Linked DNA regions of Homo sapiens: region 1 is linked to region 2. A link is a contact called in ENCODE Hi-C or POLR2A ChIA-PET data. All regions are on one chromosome and are shown on one strand. The core of a region is the stretch at or near the end of the contact, and the rest is flanking DNA. Distances in the headings are between cores, read along the strand shown.

Region 1 (4,567 bases), core at 895-3,394, 120 kb after region 2:
ATTTAAGAGACTCCATTCAATGATATTAAGGCAGTAGCCTGGGTAGGTAGGCATCCCTAAAGAGGAGCCATTCTGTTTCCAAAATGAGCTGATGGGCTAAAGCAAGTGTTTTAAAACTTTATTTTTAATAGTAAATAATACATTTTGCATCACAACCCAGTACACATTCACACTCACCCTAACATTTATAGAGTGTTGGAAACTAAATTTCCAATGGAAACTAAAATTTCACAAAACAATACTTACTGGAATTATAGTTGAAGTACTATTATACTACTCTATTCTATTCATACTTTTTCATATGTTGACTATGATCCAGTAAGTTATTTCATGTCCCATAAAAGAGTAGCACCCAGCAGTGTGCAAAGTATTAGAAAGTATGTTATAAAACTGGGATGTAGAATGAGGACCTGTTATTCTCTGATTTATAAGTGGAGGTGGCCCAGAAAACATGAACATTCTTTGATCAGTGTCATCTACAAATTCTTTCATTTTTTGCCTCAAAAGACAAGTTGGAAAGTGTGAGGCAGTACTCAGAAACTTGAAGCTTCTGATTCACTGTAACAAGTAAATGGAAACTTCTGAAATCTAAGTTGAATCACGCAATCTCATTAGTTAAATTTGTTTACAGATAGTAGATAGTAATTGATATTTATTTAGTTCATGACCGTTTGAAACAATAAATTAAGCCTACATTTGGGACAATCTCTTACTTCTGGCCATCTAGCAAAACAGCGACAAAGAAATGGGAACATCTCAGCCTCAATTTTCGTTCTTTTTCTGTCTTGGAAGGGGAAGCTGAGCTCTGCTCTCACCTGAGAATCTGAAGGGAAAAAAGTTACCTTTTTTTACACAAGGGAAAATCCAACATTATAGAATGTAATTGAACAGAAACTAGAATAATCTGTGGACTTCTGCTGGAACTTCTGCCAATTAAAAAAAAAATCTATTCATTTGGATTAAGTCACAACTCTGAGGTAAAATAGTGCCTTTTATCAGACATAATGGTCTGTAAGCTTCTAAAAAATTGACTGACTTAATTAAATGCCTTAGAATGAGCCAAATAGGTAAAACTAAATGCAACAAAATTCAGGATTTAGAAGTCAAGCAAGCCAAAATCATGAAGAAAAGAATCCAAAACCGAGCACACATGCAGGTAGCTTCCTGAGGGTTCTGGCGAATGAGGCGCTACCATGAAAGAAGAGCAGAACATGAAAGTGGGGTAGGAGGGCACCCAAGATGGCTTTAGCCCCTGTATTATTTAGCATAAAAGGCCAAATTGTTATAATGCTATTACGGTAAGTCTTCACAGTGGAGTGGCTTTTAAAATGGCTTTTATTTCTTCCTTACATGTCAATCCAGAGCAAATAGGCAGCCTGCTGTGGTCCATACAGTCATTCTGGGATCAGGTCTTTCCATTTTCTCTCTCCATTATCATCTGGACTGTTGCCCTTAACCCCATGAGGGATGTTTCTAAGGAAATTTTCTTTAAATAGTATTTATTCCAGTTTATGGGAAGAGGAAAGAGCATCAACAAATATACGCCCAATGTTTTAAATCCCAGCATTACCAGAAAAGGGTCCTGATCCAGACCCCAAGAGAGGGTTCTTGGAACTCATGCAAGAGAGATTTTGAAGCAAGTTAAGGAATAAAAGGATGGGTCCTCCATAGGCCGAGCAGCCCCAAGGGCTACTGTTTCTCTATTTTGATGGTCATTTCCAGATTATATGCTAAACAAGGAGTGGATTATTCATGAGTTTTCCAGGAAAGTAGTGGGCAATTCCTCTGAACTGAGGGTTCTTCTCTTTTAGACCATATAGGGTAACTTCCTGACATTGCCATGGCTTTGTAAATTGTCATGGCACTGGTGGGAGTATCTTTTAGCATGCTAATGCATTATAATTAGCATGCAATGAGCAGTGAGGACCACTAGAGGTCCCTTTTATCACCGTCTTGGTTTTGATAGGTTTTGGCTGGCTTCTTTATTGCAATCTGTTTTATCAGCAAGGTCTTTGTGACCTGTATCTTGTGCTAACCTCCTGTCTCATCCTGTGGCTTACAATGCCTAACCTCCTGGGAATGCAGCCCAGTAGGTCTCAGCCTTATTTTACCCAGCCCCTATTCAAGATGGAGTAGCTCTGGTTCGAATGCCTCTGACACTAGGCCTGGAAGAGGTACACATCACTTCCATTTATTTTCCAATGGTGAAAATGAAGTCATGCAGTCATGCTTTTCTGAAAGGATTGACAAGGGGTGGCAGTGCTAGAAAATGTAGTTCCTGGTTTTGTGGTCACATCTTCAGCCCAACCGTATTACTAGAGCAGAAGAGGAGAATGAACTTTGGTGAACAGCCAGCAGTCCCTGCTGCAGCAACTTCTAAGCCTTGTTTAACAGAACAGTTCTGTGTCTGTTGTCCAAATGGAGACTGTGACATATGCAAGATGCAGTGACAATGTATAAAGCATTCTTAAAGGTGCAAATTTTACTGGAACATTTATCATTAGGTCATTGACATAAAGCCTTTTGAAAAATAACCTCTCACATTAATTTTAATCCAATTTTTCTATTAGCTTGGAATGCTTTACATTGCTAATATAAAGCTTCTGGGACTAAGGCCATGGTAAAAATGAATGTCTTTAATCGGTTCCAGATTTTTTAAATCTAACTTCTATTATAAATCTTGCTACTTGAATTTAACATATAGAATAACAGACAAGGTATGATAGACAAGCAATAAGCTTTAAAAACATAACAGAAATTAAGCTGAGTGTCAAAGTCTGATGATATCATCTATACTCAAAATATTCTTGCATATAAAGGAAATTGGTTTGAGTCCTTTACATGTAAAAAAATGCCCAACCCAGACAAAATTGTCTCTTAAATTTATGAATAATCTAGACTTAAATTTTAGTGTCTTAGAAGATGTTTTCTAAGGAAGTTTTCTTTAAATAGAATTTAATGTAAGGAAATATCAGTTTTCGGATAAGTGGAAAACTGTAATTTAAAACCCAATAGTTGGAAGACACCTTAGATTCTAATTTAAAATGTTCATTTCAATCTATGATTTTCTCTAAGAATCAGTACTTTTTTCCTAAATCTTTACAGGTAGCTCTCCCTTATATTGGTAAGAAAAAGTCTCTAATTCCAGCATCTAATGTGGTAGAGTTGCAGATGCCAAAGGTGTCAGCAGAGGGCTCAGATGGGTCTCCAGATAGTATTATTAAGGCACAATTTTCAAATCAAGAATTGCAAATGCATGTTATCACCTGAAACTACTTATTTAATTTTTCTTTAATAATTTTTGTTTTTATTTTAATGACTTTTGAGGTACAGGTGGTTTTTGGTTACATGGATAAATTTTTTAGTGGTAATTTCTGAGATTTTGGAGCACCCATCACTGGAGCAGTGTACGCTATACCCAATAGGTAGTCTTTTATCCCTCACCCCACTCCCAGCCATTGCACTCCACACACTGAGTCCTCAAAGTCCATTATATCATTCTTATGCCTTTGCATCCTCATAGCTTAGCTCCCACTTGTAAGTGAGAACATACAACATTTGGTTTTCCAGTTCTGCCTAAGTTACTTCCCTTAGAATAATGCCCTCCAGCTCCATCCAAGTTGGTGCAAAAGACATTATTTCATTCCTTTTTATGAATGAGTAGTATTCTATGGTATATGTATATATATATGCACATTTTTTTTCTTTATCCACTTGTTGGCTGATAGACACTTAGGTTGGTTTCATATCTTTGAAACTGTGAATTGTGCTGCTATAAACATGCATGTGCATGTGTCTTTTTCATATAATGACTTCTTTTTCCCCTGGATAGATACATTTAGTGGGATTGCTGGATCAAATGGTAGTTCTCTTAGTTCTTTAAGGAATCTCTGTACTGTTTTTCATAGTGGTTGTACTAGTTTACATTCCCACCAATAGTGTGAAAGTGTTCCCTTTTCACCACATCCATGCCAATCTATTGTTTTTGACTTTTTAGTTATGGCCATTCACGCAGTAGTAAGGTGTTATCTCGCTGTGGTTTTAATTTGCCTTTCCCTGGTAATTAGTGATGTTCAGCATTTTTTCATATGTTTGTTGGCTGCTTGTATACTTTCTTTTGAGAATTGTCTATTCATGTCCTTGGCCCACTTTTTGATGGGATTATTTGATTTTTTCTTGCTGATTTGTTTGAATTCCTTGTAGATTCTACATATTATTCCTTTGTAGGATGCATAGTTTGTGAATATTTTCTCCCACTCTGTAGGTTTTCTGTTTACTCTGCTGATTATTTCTTTTGCTATGCAGAAGCTTTTTAGTTTAATTAGGTCCCACTTATTTATTTATTTTTTGTTGCATTGCAAATTCAGTTTTTTAGATTTGTTAACATCCAATAAATTCAGCCCCATCTCTGGGTCTAAATGAGATCAAAGATGTCAATAAGATTTTTGCTATTCAGAGTTTTCATTAGGTCTCCAAATGAGTACCACTACTCTGTATTTTTTGTTTACAAACAACCCATCATCTTCTATTTTAACTGGCATATGAGTTTCTCTTTTAACTTCATAGA
Region 2 (4,544 bases), core at 768-3,267:
TTCTATCTTTCTTCTGATTGTTATAACACAAGTGAAACCAAATGCATTCTCTTTATGGAATTTTGTATGACTTGGACTCTGATAAATGTTACTTTATAAAATAAGCAGTAGTTCACGTTTTCAATATGTGCAGAGCTCTAATTTTAGATAGACCCAGCTTAAATATTCTAGACAAGTGGCTTAATCTCTACATGCTTCAGATTTCTTGTCTATAAAATAGATAATAATTTATATTTTATATTTGTGAGGATTTAAGAATACATATAATGTTCTTAATATAAAATAGGCTCAATAAATATTATTTACATAATTTTGATGTTGAAAATAACTATTTCCTATGGCACACATTTACCTATGTAACAAACCTGCACTCCTGCACATATATCCCAGAACTAAAAATAGATAAATAAGTAATGATAAAAGAAAAAAATGCTAAAGTGAATTCTTCACATTGAAAAATGAAACAATGAAATAATATGATTTCATATGAAACCATAGGAAAATATAAAGCTCTCTATAAAAGGTAAATATATATACAAGTATAAGACTGTTATCATAATGATGGTATATAAAACTCTCATAATTCTGCTATAGATTTAGTATAGTGTACTACTAAACTGTACACTTAAAAAGGTATAAAATGTTATATTTGTTTTAGTTCAATTAAAATTTTATAAAATGAAAAAAGAAAACTAATTCATAACATGGATGTATTAATTTATTATTTATTACCAAAATTGCATTTTATAAAGAAAAATAGCAATCTATGTTATAACCAAAGATACTCTGAAAAAAAAATCAGGTTAAAATATGGAAAAATATTTCAAACAAAAATATGTGAAAAAATGAAAAGTACAATAAAAATATCAACATGCGTTTTTATGAAGCTAGACAAGTTTATTTTAAAGTTTATGCAGAAAAATACATACACAAGAATAGGGCCTGGCATGGTGGCTTATGCCTATAATCCCAGCACTTTGCGAGGCCTTGGTGAGAGGACTGCTTGAGCCCAGGAGTTTATGACCAGCCTAGGCAACATTAGTGAGGCCCTGTCTCTACAAAACATTAAAAAAAATAATAATAACCAAGTGTGGTCCCAGTTACTCAGGAGGCTGAGGCAGGAGAATCACTTGAGCCTGGGAGGTCAAGGTTGCAGTGAGCCAGGCAGTGAGCACTCCAGCAGGCTGGGTGACAGAGTGAGGCCCTGTTTCAAAAAAAAAAAAAAAAAAAAAAAAACACTAAAAAGAAAAGCTGTAAGTGGGAACTAGTTATAACAAATGTTAAAACCTAGTATAAATCTTTTATACTTAAATCTTTTTATACTATAAATCTTTTAAACAGTGTGTCACCAGCTCATGATAAAAAGACTGATGAGTGGAACTGAATGGAAATTCTAGAAATAGATCCAGGTACATATTGAACTTGGGTATGTATGTGCATATCTGTACATTTACATCTATTTCCAAGTTCTCTGCCAAACCTGAAAACCCATTTTTGGGGATTTCTCTCCTGCACTGACTTGGTGTTACTGTCCTGGCAGGTGAACCTTGATTTTATTCCATGCTTCTAGTGATAGATTTTACCAGCATTGTTCATTACAACTTTCTGTATTGATGGAAATGTTCTAAAATCCGGGCTGTCCATTAGGGAAGCCACTGTCCATATGTGACTATTGAGCCTTTGAATTAGGCCAATGTGTGACTGAGAAACTTAGTTTTAAATTCTATTTAATTTGAATTAATTTATGTTTAAATAGTCATACAAGGTGTGTGGGGACGCTACTGGATGATCCTGCCCTATACTCTAAGCTCCTCCAGGAGAGGTCCAAGTCTGTTTAGTTCACATCAATGTCTAGTACAGTGCCTGAGGGATGACTAGTCTTTTTATTTCCAATCCGTATTAATTCTATTACATATGTATAGTAGGAGGGCTGGTTGCACCCTGATGTTCAGCTCCAAACCAGAAGATTAAATGCCCCAGTGCTGGATGTAGATGCTTAGAAGAAGCAGAAGCAGCTGCTAAGGGTGGGGCGTGATCAGGGAGGAGAACTGCAGCTTGTAATCGGTATTTCTTGCAAAGGCTTTTCCCTCTGCAAAAGTTCACTCTAATTTACATAAACCTCGGAGTATTGTTTTTAGATAATAGGGAGTAAAAAACAAAAGCAGACATAAATATATTTATCCACCTGCCTCAAGAAAATGATAGCTTTCTTAAAATAGTATTTTCAGCCTTTCTCTGGAGAAATATGTCTTTGAGGAAACATACACTCTCAATGGTTTAAGTAAACACGTCTCAGGAAAGCAGAACATCAGATGGAGGGCTCAACAGCAACAAAAGGAGGAAATCAGAATTTTATAAGAATTTCTGGTAATCTAAAGATTGTTTAAATCAGATCTTCATAGACAATTTTGGGCAAAGTCAAATAAAATGTTAATGCTGGTATAGAGAGAGCAAATGTTCTATGGGGCCATAAATGACTGACTGGACTTTCAGCTTTCCCAGTCCCTCAGCCGAGTAAGGAAAGCTACTCAACTTCTCTGATCATTAGCTCGTTTATCCGCAAAAGAGAATTGTATTGGGTAAGTGTGGTTTGCGGGGATGGAAATGTGGGTCAATGGTCAGCAGAGGTGAATTCCCCTCTACTAGTGTTTCCTGTCACACTATAGCTACCCCAAAGAGGTTGTCGTACAGGGTTAAACAATGTGAGAGCTGGAGAAGGTTCTAGAAATCACCCAATCAAATGAGGAAATCGACTAAAGAGGCAAAGACAAAAGTGATACCAGCAGCAGACTCTAAAAAAAGAACATGGCAAAAGTCACCAGGCTCACACCTGCTCCATGCTCTGGGTCACCATCTTCGAAATCAGGACTCTGCTGAAAGTTCAGAGATGCTAACACTCAAGTGCATATTTCAAGTACAGCTTTCTCACGCTGTGATTTCCATTATTTGTTTTTCTTTAGTTTGTTAAGTGTGTTGCCAGAGTGATGAGATTTCTTTATTCGAGCAAGTGATTACAATCACTTTACATTAAAAAAAAAAAAAGTCTCAACATTATATAGTAGGAAGACCAGCTTTTTGCTCAGTCTTCTACAGTTTTCTCTCTTTCAATGAGGCACTTTGGCGTATCTTAAATTTCAATGAACACAAACAACTTTCAGGGTTTTCTTTCTTTCTTTCTTTCTTTCTTTCTTTCTTTCTTTCTTTCTTTCTTTCTTTCTTTCTTTCTCTCTCTCTCTCTCTCTCTCTCTCTTTCTTTCTTTCTTTCTTTCTTTCTTTCTTTCTTTCTTTCTTTCTTTCTTTCTCTTTCTCTCTCTCTCTTTCGTTCTTTTACTCTGGGTGGCCTCTTTAGCTTCATTGTCTTTTCTCTTCCTGATCATAAGACACAGCATACAGATGTCTGATTGTGACAAAGGACTTGTGAAATTACACATTACAGACAAAGAATAGTTATGTCAGTTATGAAATTTTGTATTTTATAGTACAGTGCAGAAGTGCAATATCAATGTGTAGATCAAATATTTGCTTAAAAGAAAATTCCCTAAAGTCATACAATTTGGAAATTCGTTCAGATTTGAGTATGCTTTTGATTTACTTTACAGCAAGTATAAAATCCATTTTATTTTCTCTCCTGTTTCCTGATTTGGGTACTTAATTTTACATAGGTAAACATCTACAAACCTTTCCTCGTGTCAAGTTAATTTTCTCATATAGAATTTCTTTTTAGCACAGCTACAACTTTATCTAATGAGAAATCATTTTAGGTCTGGTATTCAGATATAATAGAACATAAGAGAAAGACAAAGAACCATAATTTTTGAAATGAGGTAATATAACCTAAATATTATGTGTGTGACATGACAAAGAAAATAATATACAACTGATACTTTACCAAATTTTGGGATATTACCCCATTGTGTCACTCTGGAGACGAACACACAGAACACTCCTAGAAGGCATATGACCTGGGTAGTTTTATCATTATCCATTATTAGAGACTGTAGACCTATAAATATTATTAATGATGTGCTTTCTTTTTCAATGAGTCATCTGCTCTCACTACCCTTTTCTTTAGCTATTATTTCCCCAGTGTTCCTCTTACTTTTTTATTTTTAGGGTCTCTCTCCCTTTCTCACTCACTCATCTCATACCTGTTCCATATTTTATTTATTTATTCATTCATTCATTGTATTCAGAAAGAACTTATATGATGATAAGATTAATATTAATCATAAAGAAAGGAAGATTCTCAGAGAAGACATTCATTCACAGTGCTGAGTTTTTGCCTCTGTTTTTTCTTTTAAGACACTATTTGGACAAATTCCAAAATGAAACCTTCCCTTAACAATAGCTCTTTAAGTGAAGCTATTTTTTAGTTGATTTTCTCCCTTTATAATTTCATGGTTTAGAGCAGTATTTCTGGACACTTAACCTCTCCCTCCTTCTCAACAGGAATCTCTTTCTTTATTGAGAGTAACAAAGCCAGAAGGGAAAGCAGGTGTTCAAAGCTTCAGTGGCCACAACTGGAAAAAAAGAAAGAAAAAAAA

What was found. Hi-C counts contacts between places; a loop is a spot of excess contacts on that map. ChIA-PET counts read pairs that join two places held with the same protein, here RNA polymerase II (POLR2A). Pooled maps may share reads with other maps.
Region 1: a loop to region 2 is called in a map with no recorded cell type, with 3 times the contacts of the local background. The contact joins two enhancer-like sites. A Hi-C loop is called at or near these places in 2 of 37 single-sample maps with no recorded cell type and 6 of 50 pooled maps. POLR2A ChIA-PET finds 5 or more read pairs at or near these places in 8 of 52 experiments (B cell, GM12878, OCI-LY7 and 3 more).

Annotation. Positions count from the first base shown.
Region 1 is chr2:181,428,692-181,433,258 of GRCh38, forward strand. No RefSeq gene overlaps it. Among named protein-coding and RNA genes, the nearest start is that of ITGA4, 26 kb to the right of the region's middle. Within about 2 kb of position 2,145, at least 3 of the 41 ENCODE cell types and tissues checked have a DNase peak (open chromatin) inside an H3K27ac peak, as active enhancers do; they include B cell, where a contact is called at or near this core.
Region 2 is chr2:181,310,019-181,314,562 of GRCh38, forward strand. All of the region lies in intron 3 of LINC01934 (long intergenic non-protein coding RNA 1934), which reads left to right. Among named protein-coding and RNA genes, the nearest start is that of MIR4437, 6.6 kb to the left of the region's middle. RefSeq lists an enhancer at 2,850-2,899. Within about 2 kb of position 2,018, at least 7 of the 41 ENCODE cell types and tissues checked have a DNase peak (open chromatin) inside an H3K27ac peak, as active enhancers do; they include B cell, where a contact is called at or near this core.